2 separate regions of the Mus musculus genome follow, and region 1 is linked to region 2. A link is a contact called in ENCODE Hi-C or POLR2A ChIA-PET data. All regions are on one chromosome and are shown on one strand. The core of a region is the stretch at or near the end of the contact, and the rest is flanking DNA. Distances in the headings are between cores, read along the strand shown. Region 1 holds the start of Them6 (thioesterase superfamily member 6). Region 2 holds the start of Arc (activity regulated cytoskeletal-associated protein).

Region 1 (6,590 bases), core at 1,088-3,587, 49 kb after region 2:
CAGTTTGCAGGACCCTGCCCCACTCCAGCTGCTCGGCAGTGATGGGGCATCTGCCTGGTTCCAAGCGCTGCTCCTGACATACCACATCCAGCAGTCACCGAGGCTTCGCTGGGTTCTCCTCAACACTCCTGCACACCCTAGACCCACCCCACGAAAGGAGTCTGCAGGACAGCAGACTCAGATAAATATGAAAAATATGGGAGTATTCAGTTTCTTAACACAAGAGCTGGGAGAACAAAGGAAAGAGGATACCAGAGGCTGGCACGGAATGGCCATCCTTTTGTGGTAGACTCAGCCCACCAGGGACCACACTTCAGCTGCCCCTTAGCCAAGACTCTCTCTCCCTGTGGTTTGTGCCCACAAGGTGCTGCAGGCCAAGAGTGCCCCAGAGCAGAGAGACTGAGATGAGACCCTTCACCCCCTATCCTGGAGACTTCCTTGCAATGAGTTATTAAAGTTAGAATGAGGGAAGTAGCAGAAGGTGCTCTGAGAAGTAACGAGCCCCTGGATCCCAAGATCAAGTCTATGCCCTGGAATGGGTTTCTAACTCCCTCATAGTTTCAGTCACCAGTGTAGTGCCACTCATCTAGAGGGGCGGAGCTATGGAAGGATGGGGCGGGACCAGAATTTGGAGGGGCGGGGTTTAGGACCTGTCATCCTACTAGACCCCACCCTCCCACCCTAGCCATCCTGTGCCTTGTGTTCTCCCTGGTAGCTAAAATGAATTGCCCACCTGCCTCGAGGGCAAACACAGGAGCCCTCAAAGAGCCAAAGGTCCCTGAGCAAAGTTTCTGCATCCAGCATTCCTATTCATCCAGTGCTGGCAGGGGAAGAGGCATATTGAGCAATCCTTGGCACGGTATTGCCTTCTGCAGACACCGTGGTCGGTTAGAACAACCAGACCAGGCAGTCAGGGTTCGGCTATGAGATAGACATGCATTATATACACGTGAACCTTCAGCGAGGTGTGCTCAGGTCCCTGGGAGAGGACTCTGGCAATGTGACACAGGCTGGGGTACAGGAGAGGAAAATGAGAGCAAAGTGGACAGTGTGTAGAAGTGACGAGAGCAGCCAACAGAAAGGCTGGGAATGAAGGATGGTGACAGGAACAGAGGGGAGCCTGGAGGTGGGTGCTCATTCACATTCTTTCCTGTTTCAAAGGCCTGGCTACCAGTGGGCAGATCTCTCCCCTGGAGGCAAGAGACAGGGTGGACAGTAGGTGACAGAAAACCCATTATCTGAGCAATGAACTTAGAGAGCCTTACTTAGTCTCTTCCTTCTGAGGATCTGTCCCTCCCCAAGCTAGAGTACAGACCAGGACAAAGTGGGTGTTGTAAGTGTAACCAGTATGCGGGGAAGGTTCTTCTTCCGGTCCTTTGAAGCTACCCTAATAGGCAGTGAATTCCTTGTCTCTCCAGAGACCCCAGGCACTCGCTTTGCCAAAGCTCCTAGCTTCAGAAGTAAAACTGAAAAAGACCTGTGCTCTGGTCAGTGACTACAGCGGACCCACCCAGCTCAGCATGGGACAGTGGAGTGATGCTGACCAGGGTATCTGGAAGGCCATCAGCCCATCCATCCCTGGGCTCCCTACCAGTCACTTGCATACAGGATTGTTACAGAGTCCTGGAGAGGAGAGACAGCCTGACCTTGGGACCTACCCCTATGCCAAAGAAAAGGGACTGACATTCCACAAACCACGGTCTGCACCTTTAGCCCGGTTGATAATGTCATTTACATTCATCACACCCCTCTCCATGCCCCACCTCTCCTCCATCTTGCATTAAAAGAGATAAAGGGTAGGAATTATTGGGGTGTACTTGGGATAATCAAGATTTTTGGCGGGCGGGGACAAGTAACGTGCATGCAGACTGAGACTGAAAGACACCCGGAAGACCATGAACGTCCCAGGGGCCGTGCAGAAATGGGATGTCTGGATAGGCTCTCAGCATCCTTGGAGATGCATTGTTTGTTTTCCTGGCAAAGTTCCCCAGCTGCTCCGCAGAAGTTCTGGAATTCTTTGGCTATGCTCATCTGAGCTACTGACTGGATCACTAGCGGGAGCAGGCTTCCTTGTCACTCTTGCACCTGCAGGGCCGAGCGCCGTAGCCAGGTGGCGCTGTACTGCTCGGAGCGTCCCGCCGTGACCCGCCCCGCCCCGAGAAAAGCGAAAGCCGCTAACGCAGAGGACCCAGACTAGGCCATCGAGGACGCGCGCAGGGGGGAACCAGTATCTGTGCGAGCTACTCCAGCTCACGGCGCCGCTGCCTCTGGAGTACTCCCCCTCGGACTGCTGGAAGAGTTGGTGCGCTCCAGTCCTCGGAGCTCCCAGGCTTCAGGGCCGGCCGGCAGCAGGCAACCTGCGCAGCGGGCTCCTGGACACCAGGTGCCCGCTGCCAAGATGCTGGAGCTGTTGGTGGCGTCGTTATCCCTGGCGCTCGCCTTCTTTGCGCTGCTGGACGGCTGGTACCTGGTGCGCGTGCCGTGTGCTGTTCTGCGCGCACGCTTGCTGCAGCCGCGGGTCCGCGACTTATTGGCGGAGCAGCGGTATGCCGGCCGGGTGCTGCCATCGGACCTGGACCTGCTGCTACACATGAACAACGCGCGCTACCTGCGCGAGGCGGATGTGGCGCGCGCTGCGCACCTGACCCGCTGCGGTGTGCTGGGGGCGCTGCGCGACCTGAACGCGCACACGGTGCTGGCCGCCTCGTGCGCGCGCTATCGCCGCTCGCTGCGCCTGTTTGAGCCGTTCGAGGTACACACGCGACTGCAAGGCTGGGACGACCGCGCCTTCTACCTGGAGGCGCGTTTTGTCAGCCTTCGCGATGGTTTCGTGTGCGCCTTGCTGCGTTTCCGACAGCACGTGCTGGGCACCTCGCCGGATCGAGTAGTACAGCACTTGTGCAAACGGAGGGTGAGCAGCCCCACCCCGATGCCCCGGCCCTGTTTGGCTCTCAGCCCTCTCCCGCGAGAAAAACCCCTTTGAAGTTCTGGGACTGTTCCAATGTCGGAACACTTTTGCACGTTTCCTCTGTGTCCAAGGAGTTGCCCTTCTTGGGGTCCCCATCATCTATGAACCAAGGCTTTTCCGTTCAGGCCTAGCCAGTTTTGAATTTACTCCCAAGCACAGAGTTTCTCCTCTCTCCCTCTCTTCTAGAACTGAGATGCTCAGAGTAGGTATCTCAGCTAGGAGTCTGAGTCCTAGTTCTGTGTGTTCTACAGTGCTGAGTCACCCTCTGTGGTCTTTGGTTTTGAGTATGGGATAAAAGGATGTCAGTTAGAAGCAGTTGCTGGGAATTCTAGTGGACTCGAGGCCCTCTTTGGCGCAGCTTGCAGCAGAGAGGACTGGGGGTTGGATTGACCCCAGGGGACCACAAGCCTTGAGTCTTTCCAAGGTTGGAAGGAGGAGAACCCTGTGCCTGCTGGGACACAAGGCCCCTCCCCAGGGTCCACTCCTCTAGCACGGTGGCAGAGCTAGCTACTGCAGTATAGCAACTGTGACCTTGGAGACAGCCAGAGTAGTGATGGTTGCCAAGGCAGGCTCCTGAAGAGTACCAGGGCATGCCCCACCCTATTGTTCCCGCCTGTCTTGGACAAGTGCCTCCTCTTAGAGTATAGGAATGACCTTACATCAGTGCTGAGGGGCTATATCTGAAGGGAAACACGGGCTCGAGAAGTCCTCCCAGCAATTGGTGGCAGAGAAGGCTCTCCCTCGCTTTCTCTCTTTATCTAGTCATGAGTTCCCATGGGCTGTTTGGTACTGGTTGATAAAGTGCCTGTAAGGGGTGAGGGGACTGGAGGTGCAGCCCCAGCTAGCAGTAACAGCTTGGAGGAGGCGAACTGAAGCACCCTGGCAACTCAGCTCAGCTGGAGGCCAGGGGGGTTGGCTGGGAGTTTCCATGGTTACTTGGGTCCCAGGCAGAGGCAGATATGGTACAAGACAGGCCAAGTCTGGGGTAGGGTTCTGTAAGCTGAGGAACTGTTCTGAGGCCAGGTGCCAGGATGGGGTGTCTCTGACAGTAAAGTGTGCCCAGATAGAGCCTAGACTATAGGTCAGTCATTCCTGGCTGCCGTGTAGCACTTGCTGTGAGAAGAGAGCACCTTATCGAGCCTCTTCCCTCACCCTCAGTCCTCAGAACCTATCTGCAAGGACTCCGGGGCAGCAGCTTTGTCAGGTAGTCTCCTGCAGGAGCACCTCCCCACATCCTGCTCTTCTCTAGGCAGCTGGTGGTGGTCAGTCACCCAGCCAACCTCATAGGCTTTTGCCTGATTCTGGGGACAGACACTTGAAGCGTGGTCCCGCTGGTGAGGGCCTGGCAGAAGTAGATGGGCTAGAAAGAGCTAGGAAGGAGAAAATAGGTTAGAAGGGCTTGGGAGAGCACTGGGTCAGATGTCATTAATTTGGGTGTGGTTCCTGCAAGGTCACAGAGTAGGGGATGCGATAAAGCAGGAGGTCCAGAGGCAGAAGGGCAGCAGCCTGGCTGCTTGCCCCTTTTCTGTGCCTTCTGCTTAGCGCTCACAGTGGCACCGGGCTCTCTGAAACCTCAACTTCCTGTCTCCCTGCAGGTGGAGCCCCCTGAGCTGCCAGAAGACTTGAAACATTGGATCTCCTACAATGAGACCAGCAGCCAGCTGCTCCGTGCTGAGAGCGGCCTCAGTGACAGAAAGGACCAGTGACTGCCACATCTGCATCCTCCCTGCCCCGCCTGTCAGCCAGTCCGTTCCATGGGAATGGGCTGCCTGGGGTGGGTGCACTCCTAACCAGAATGGCCTCAGACAAGCCTGGCTTCTTTTACCCGCTTGACACTCCCCTGTGCTTGCCTCATTTTTGGGCAGCTGGTGGGGTGGATGTTGTTGTCCTGGCCCGGCTCTGCCTCCTGGGTCCCCATAGCGAGACTGTTCTAGTGTGCCCAGATGCACAGGGTCCTGGAGCACAAGGGCCAGCAGAACCCAAAGTCAGGGCTGCTTGTGGCCAAGCAGGCCAGAGTAGTCATGGGTGTGGCTGGGGCCTGCAGCTTACTCAGGGACAGTGGGCCATCTGGAGGGTCACCTCATAGCAGGGAAGCAAGACCAGAACCAACCCAAGGGCCCCCGAGAACACAGAAGGGCAAGTGGGTGCTGGTCATTGGCTAAGATTCTGGTGATACCCACCACTCTTAAGAGGATATACCCTGTTCTAGGCTGGTCGCCATGACGTCTGGGGCTCCATGACTATGCCTAGCACCTGTCCTGTCAGCTCAGGGAGAGGCCAGCTGCTTGAAGCTAGGAACGGCCTCCTTGCTCCCTCTCTGGGAACCACACCTGGAGCCAGAGCCCAAAGCTTCAGTGATGCCCTGCACCCCCCCCCCCCGCACCCTCCTCACCCCCATCCCCACCCCCACCTCCACCTCCACGCTGCTATGCTTGCCTTAGTGCTGTCAAGGGGAAAGCTGCAACCCGTTTTATTTAAAGAAAGCACAAGATTAAAAGAGTTCTCAAGGCGCGTGTGCCGGGGAGGTTCTCCTTTTCGCAGCCCTGCCACCCCGGCACAGACCGACCAGCTCCCTGGATGTGTCTTCTGGAGGAACATGGATTGACATAGTGTGCCCAGGCTTGTGGGCGCCTCTGCACTTAGGGCTAAGCCTGATGAGTCATGGGATTGAGGCCAAGAGTGAGCAGCTGGCTAGAGCCCCAGCTGGCCTTCCTACCATGGTCCCCCTCCTTGTCCACCCGCCACCTGGAGCCTATGAACCTTGCCACCCAAGTCACGTGCACCTGGCCTGTCTTTTCTGTTGCCTTCCTTAGAGTCCCAGGAGGGCCCTAGGAAAGTGGGGTTCAGGCAACATGGGGCTCTTTGTCCCCTTTGTGGCCAGGGAGACTGAGGTCCCGTGGACTTGGAGCAGATGTTTTATGGGGGTGGGGGAGATCTGTGCTCTACCCAGCACCAGTCCATAGGTCTGAGGGCCTGGGTGGGGGAAGGGGTCAGGGGGTGAGGGCACTCAGATTCGGTCAAGGGTGGAGAAGTTGCACAGTTAGCCAATAGTGTGCAGCTGGGAAGACCTGTCCCATACCTCTGCCCTTCCTACCTCCTACCTAACCCTTGCCCTAAACCATAGGCACATGGGTAGGTACTCAGTGTCTTACTTTCAGGGCCTTTGGAAAAGGGTTTTTCCTTTTCAGGGTTTAGTAGAGCAGCAGGCTAGAAATGGGCAGTATTAAAGGGCCAGGGGTAATCTGGAGGGTGGGGGTCCTTAGGAGGCTTGGGTGGCTCATAGCAGGTGTTGAGTGCTGCCAGACAGTCCCACTGGGACTCCAGATAGAAAGTGGTGGGAGCAAGGTGGAGCTTCTGGGTCTGACTGAGCATCTGCCTCCAGACCTGGAGGAGTACACTGCCTGGACATAGAATTCCCTGCTTAATAATCTAGATGTGTACGTAAGGTCAACCACGGGGCAAGGGCTTTTGCGGTTCTCTGTTGGCACTGGGGACCAGGTAGCTGAGCCTTGCTTATTGCTCTTATGGGCCAGCCCCTCAGGTGCCAAGCCACAGCTCTCCTGCCTCCCCATGGACTCGGGCCAGGCGTGACTGGGTTCTCACTGAGTCCCACCTCTTTGTC
Region 2 (5,616 bases), core at 1,535-4,034:
GGCTTGTCTTCACCTTCAGCTCTTGGGCTGAGCTGGGGTGCTGCCCCCTGCCAGGCACCTCCTCTCTGTAATCTTGTTTTCTCTGCCTTGAAAGTGTCTTGGAACCCATGTAGGCAGCTTCAGGAGAAGAGAGGATGGTGCTGGTGCTGGTGGTGTGGTGATGCCCTTTCCAGACATGGCAGCAAAGACTTCTCAGCAGCCTTGAGACCTGAAGGACACAGGAAGCAGCAAGATGGTGAGAGAACTGCTCACCACTAGATCCAGGAGGGACACCAGGTTACCCTGCTCCCAGCTGGTACCCCTGGGGCCTGTCAGGACTTCCCGGATAACCCAGAAATCTGGAGAGTGGCTGGGATCTGAGGCTTGGTCAGGATAGGAGGCAAGACTTTCTTACCTGGTGTCATTCTCCTGGCTCTGTAGGCTCCAGCCGCTGCCTCGGCTGGGTGTGAGGACTCAGCCCCTCGGGGACCCTCCGCCTGCCATGGCTGAGTCACGGAGCTGAGCTCTGCTCTTCTTCACTGGTATGAATCACTGCTGGGGTGAGAAATCACAGGGTCCTCGGTGAGCTGGCTTAGCAAATTCCCCCAGAACCGCCCCCACCTCAGCCCCGTCCTTGGACCGTGAAGTGCCAGTGCCCACTACAATGACACCCACTCTGATGCCACTTCACTCCACCCTTGCAACTAATTTGCTAGGGAAGCCTTGAAGGGCTCCTGGAAAGTGGACTTGGTTCTGCACGCCCCCCCCCCCCACTCTAAGATACACGGTGCAGGGCTCACCTGGGGGCCAGGAGGTGCCAGGATGTCAGGTCTGCTGCTTCAGCTGCATTTGTGGCTTCAGCTCACCCCTGGGAGGGGAGCTATGCTGCCCAAGACTGGCCGGTTGCCCTGGGCGGCAGCTAGGGTACCAGCTGGATCTGCTGTGTCTGCAGGAGTGGGCTGCATCCCCGGAAGTTGAGGTTCCCTCAGCATCTCTGCTTTAGCATCTGCCCTAGGATGTCCCCTGGGTTTTGGTGCCTACTTTTTGTTGCCTTTCAGACACTTGGTTTCTTGATTACCCAAAGAGCCCTGGACACTGGAGCAGAATGAGGAAGCCAGATCGTGTTCTGTGATGGTCTGAGAGTGTAGAGGGTGAGGCCAATGGGGCTGGGGGCCAGGACCAGGGCAGACAGATGAGGGGTAGGCGGCAGGTGGGAGCCCTATGGGAAAGGGGCTTCTTGATGTTCAGTCCATGTAGCATGGTTGTGTGGCAGTTGTGAGTCAGGCCAGGTCAGTGGGTGAGTAGATGTCTGGCTGGACAGGGCATCCCTTTGGGAGTCAGCCCCAGCTCAAGTCCTAGTTGGCAAAAGCCACAGGCTGGGTGTGGCAGGCGGGCTGGGGACCCTGGGCTGGCCCCTCTATTCAGGCTGGGTCCTGTCACTGGCTACTGACTCGCTGGTAAGAGCAGGTGTGAGTGCCTCCGTCTCATCCTCTGTGGGCAGTGGGGTGCCAGAAGGCTCAGCTGCCTGCTCCAGGCCGTCCTGCACTTCCATACCCCTCTGGATAAGCTGCTCCAGGGTCTTGGGGAGTGGGTGGCGCAGAAAGCGCTTGAGTTTGGGCTGCAGGGTGCCCACCACATACTGAATGATCTCCTCCTCCTCAGCGTCCACATACAGTGTCTGGTACAGGTCCCGCTTGCGCCAGAGGAACTGGTCGAGTGGTTCACCCTGCTTCTGCGGCAGCTCCAGCTCCCGCTGAATGGCTTCACGGGAGAGTGTACCCTCACTGTATTGCAGAAACTCCTTCTTGAACTCCACCCAGTTCTTCACCGAGCCCTGCTTGAACTCCCACCACTTCTTGGCTGGCCCATTCATGTGGTTCTGGATCTGGGACAGCCAATATTCTTCAGAGCCACCCACCTGCCGCAGGTACTCTTCCAGGTGGCTCAGGAACTCCCGTGGGTCCTCGAAGATCTGTGTATCCACACCAGGGCTCGGTTGCCCATCCTCACCTGGCCCCCAAGACTGATATTGCTGAGCCTCAACTGACTCCTGTTCAGGCAGTTCTCCTGCGGCAGGTGGCGGGGTGATGGCATAGGGGCTAACGGTATAGTCATAGCCATCAGCTTCCTGGCAGTAGGGCTCTGGACCCCCCACACCTACAGAGACAGTGTGGCGGGCCGGCTCGCTGCCCACTGGGTATTTGCCGCCCATGGACTCCAGGCGGTCAGCCCACCTCTCCAGACGGTAGAAGACCTCCCTCCACACGTGCATCTCACGCTTGACCCAGCGCTCCAGGTTGGCGATGGTCTCCTGGCAGCGGCAAAGACAGGCCTTGATGGACTTCTTCCAGCGCTGTGAGTCGCCGGTGGGCACGTAGCCGTCCAAGTTGTTCTCCAGCTTGCCCACCGACCTGTGCAACCCTTTCAGCTCTCGCTCCACCTGCTTGGACACTTCGGTCAACAGATGCCGGTGGGTCCTCCGTACGTGTTCCAGCATCTCAGCTCGGCACTTACCAATCTGCAGGATCACATTGGGTTTGGCGGCCGGCCCACCCCGCGGGGCAGGGTAGGCGTGGAGGCCGCCGGTGGTCATATGGTCCAGCTCCATCTGGTCGTCGGTGCTGCGGCTCCGAACAGGCTAAGAACTCCTCTGAGGCAGAAGCCGGAAGGGAGCAGAGCCGGCGGCTGCAGCGGCAGTGGCAGGTGTGCGGTGCCGGAGGAGCTTAGCGAGTGTGGCAGGCTCGTCGCCGCTGAAGCTAGAGAGGCCCAGAGACTGCGGCTGCGGGAGAACTCGCTTGAGCTCTGCACCGAAACCGCCACCAGCGGCTATTTATGCTGCGCGGGGCCCGTGGGCGGCAGCTCGTGGAGCCCTGGCTCCCATTGGCGGCGCCCAGGCTCCGCGCCAGAGCCCGCCCGCGCCCTCTCCTGCCGCAGGCCCCGCCTTCCGCGCCTACTCGCTCCCCTCCCGTGGGTGCCCTCAAGGACCCGCCCCTTCACAGCCCCGAGTGACTAATGTGCTCTGCTGCGCGCCTCCCACCGGGAGGGATTTTGGGGACCGGAGACACTCTCCTCTACCTAGTCCTGGGCAGCGAGGATGAGGCTAAGGCAGGTTATTACCTACTGTTTGCCCTGGGGCCTCATGATCTCTTTTCTTAGGGAGCAGCTGGACGTTACCCCTCTGAATCTTTGATGCGCCCATCCTGACTCTTGCCCATCCTGACCACACAGTATGCAACTTCAGAAGTGCCTGGTAGGAATCTCTCACTCCAAACCCTTCTATCCTCAGCTGCCTTTGGTTAGCGGGACACACACACACACACACACACACACACACACACACACACACACCTACTTCCTGCCCAACCTTGCCCCAAGAGTCATAAGTCCAAATCCTAGCCTGGTCCAATATTGTTCGGGAACTCCACTCAGGCAAGGCTTTTTCTGGACCCCTTCATAGGTTTGTGGACACTGAGTGGCCCTGTCTGTGTGTCAGTGGCTGAACAGGGCCGCAGTGCCCTGAAACAGATGTATCACTTGAACCTGTACAGACACTGGGGTAGGGCATAGGGATATCAAGATGTGTAGGCAACATTGCTGAACCCTGAAGTCCCTAGGACCCAGCCACAACTGGACCAGAAGCTTCTCAAGCCTTCCAAGAGGTTAGTCCGGAGGAAGGAGGGAGGGAGAAGGAGGAAGGAGGGGAAGGAGCCTGCAGAGGAAAGCAAGATGCCATATAAGGAATGGGGCTCCGGAAGCTGAGATTCCCTCTAGAGGGAGGCCCCTTCCGATTCCCTGGCAACAGCCAACAGCGCTGTGGTGCAGTGGGGGAGGGCATCCTTCTTGACTTACACCAAGCCAGAAACACAGGTCTAGGTCTCCCATTTCCTGATGTTACTTGGGGACATATCACTGCCCACAGCAGAAGCCTACAGGGGCCCACAGACACATGGTGCCTGCAAGAACCCCCTTTCCTCTCTGCCAGCTCCCCCTCTCTCACACTCATACATACACACTGAACACTCATACCAACCAGCACTTAGCCCACTCACACCCTTCCATGTAGACTCATGCCCCCCACTCACGGCCCTCTCTGTGGACTCATGCCCCCCACTCATGGCCTTCCACACACACACCAGTGGCCCCCACTTGTAATCCACGTGTACTCACATCTCAGCTTCTCCCACCCCACTTTTGCTCACACACCTACAGAACTCTCCTAACCTCATATCCCTCAGAGCCCCCTCCTCTGTTTTCAAGAAGCTTTGGGGAGCCCTGCCTCTCTTAGAGCCAACCTGTCCCCCCTCCCCCCCCCCTCCACACACACACCCAGGGCTTCCATCCCTGAGAGGAATGTCTTTCTGGGGGAAAAAAAACTCCCCTAAAATGGCTCTCCTGGCATTTCTAATTAGAGGTGAGTAGGCGGACACAGAAGGCAGGCAGAGGGGCATCACTGCAGGGAGGGGAAACAAGCAGAGAAATTGCTAGAATAGGGACTAACTAGAGTTTTCCTATGGGGGAATCCTGGGAGCCGGGAGCTGCAGGCCTGAGTCTGGAGGGAGCTGAAGGTTAACCAAGGTCCTACGCCATGGGGTAGGGTTGACGGGGCAACTGGACCCTGGTCTGTCTGCACACATGCCAGCAGTAGCCCTTCAGTGGCCAGAGTCAGTCTCTCTGTACCCACACGGAAGCTGGTGGACAGCCCCCTAGAGTGGGGAAGCTGAGGATGAGCAGGCTGGAGAGTGCAAGGGTGTCAACCAGCTGCACTGTGGCCAGTGACCAGGATCCCCCACCCCCTGTCCGTAGGGGGGATTGGGCACAAATGGAGAAGTTTCCGAGGCTGAAGTGCTCTGACCCTCTGACCACTGCATTTCCTATCTCCATGGAGGGCAGTCCATCCAGGCCACTGACCCCGAGACACTACTCTGAGCCCCACTGGGGTGAAAAGTCACAGGAAGCCCTGCTTCCTCCTCCGGGGTCTTCAGAAGCCACGAACACAGGAGCCCAGTGACAGGTGACAGGCACAGGCAACAGCCATAGCTCCTCTGGGAACATTTAATCGCTGCCCAATTATCGCCCCAGAAGCCCTCAGCAACTCCCTTCTCGCCCCCACACTGCAGCCTGGGGCTACATTCTGCTGCTGGAAAAGAGGCCAGGCTGGCTGGCTCCCTGCCTTCAGAGAGGGGGATTTCTAACCCACACTCTTCCAGTACCCGCCCCACTAATCCTGCCCATGCGAGGGGTAGATAGTGCCACCTTCAGCCCCCTGGAAGGCTGGGGAAGGATCAGGGCGGGGGTGGGGTAGGATGGGGGCAGTGTGGTGGGGTGGGGAGGCTGGGCCTGTTCAGGGAAAGAACATGGGGAGGAACCATGGCAAAATTACCTGAGAGATTCTAGATGAATTCTGAGGAAAAGCGCAAGTCCTCAGCAATGGGGCAGGTCTGGGTGAATCTTTAGAGCGCTAAGATCCAGGTGACCTTGGTTCCACAGCCCTGTCAGTCCTGGCCCTTTGTCCCCAGCATTCCAGATACCCTGGGCTCTGGCCTCTTAGCATTTACATTGTGGTGTTGTCATACTAAGGAGCCTTTTTTCAGGAGGAAACCTCCTCCTGAGAGGAGTCAGAGAGGTCTGGGACCAGCA

Evidence for each region. A loop is a pair of places that touch in the nucleus more often than their neighbours do. ChIA-PET counts read pairs that join two places held with the same protein, here RNA polymerase II (POLR2A).
Region 1: POLR2A ChIA-PET joins it to region 2 with 11 read pairs in embryonic stem cell. The contact joins the promoter of Them6 here to the promoter of Arc in region 2. A Hi-C loop is called at or near these places in 1 of 37 maps with a recorded cell type or tissue (gastrocnemius). POLR2A ChIA-PET finds 5 or more read pairs at or near these places in 3 of 5 experiments (Patski and embryonic stem cell).

The regions. Positions count from the first base shown.
Region 1 is chr15:74,718,897-74,725,486 of GRCm38, forward strand. It overlaps Them6 (thioesterase superfamily member 6), which reads left to right and starts at 2,338. Exons shown (of 2, transcript NM_198607.1): 1 at 2,338-2,911; 2 at 4,564-5,477. The coding sequence starts at 2,399. The coding sequence ends at 4,674.
Region 2 is chr15:74,669,786-74,675,401 of GRCm38, forward strand. Arc (activity regulated cytoskeletal-associated protein) reads right to left here and starts at 2,785. Exons shown (of 3, transcript NM_018790.3): 1 at 780-2,785; 2 at 395-534; 3 at 1-208. The coding sequence starts at 2,587. The coding sequence ends at 1,397. Gm32994 (a long non-coding RNA gene) reads left to right here and starts at 3,228. Exons shown (of 5, transcript XR_003951652.1): 1 at 3,228-3,638; 2 at 5,571-5,616.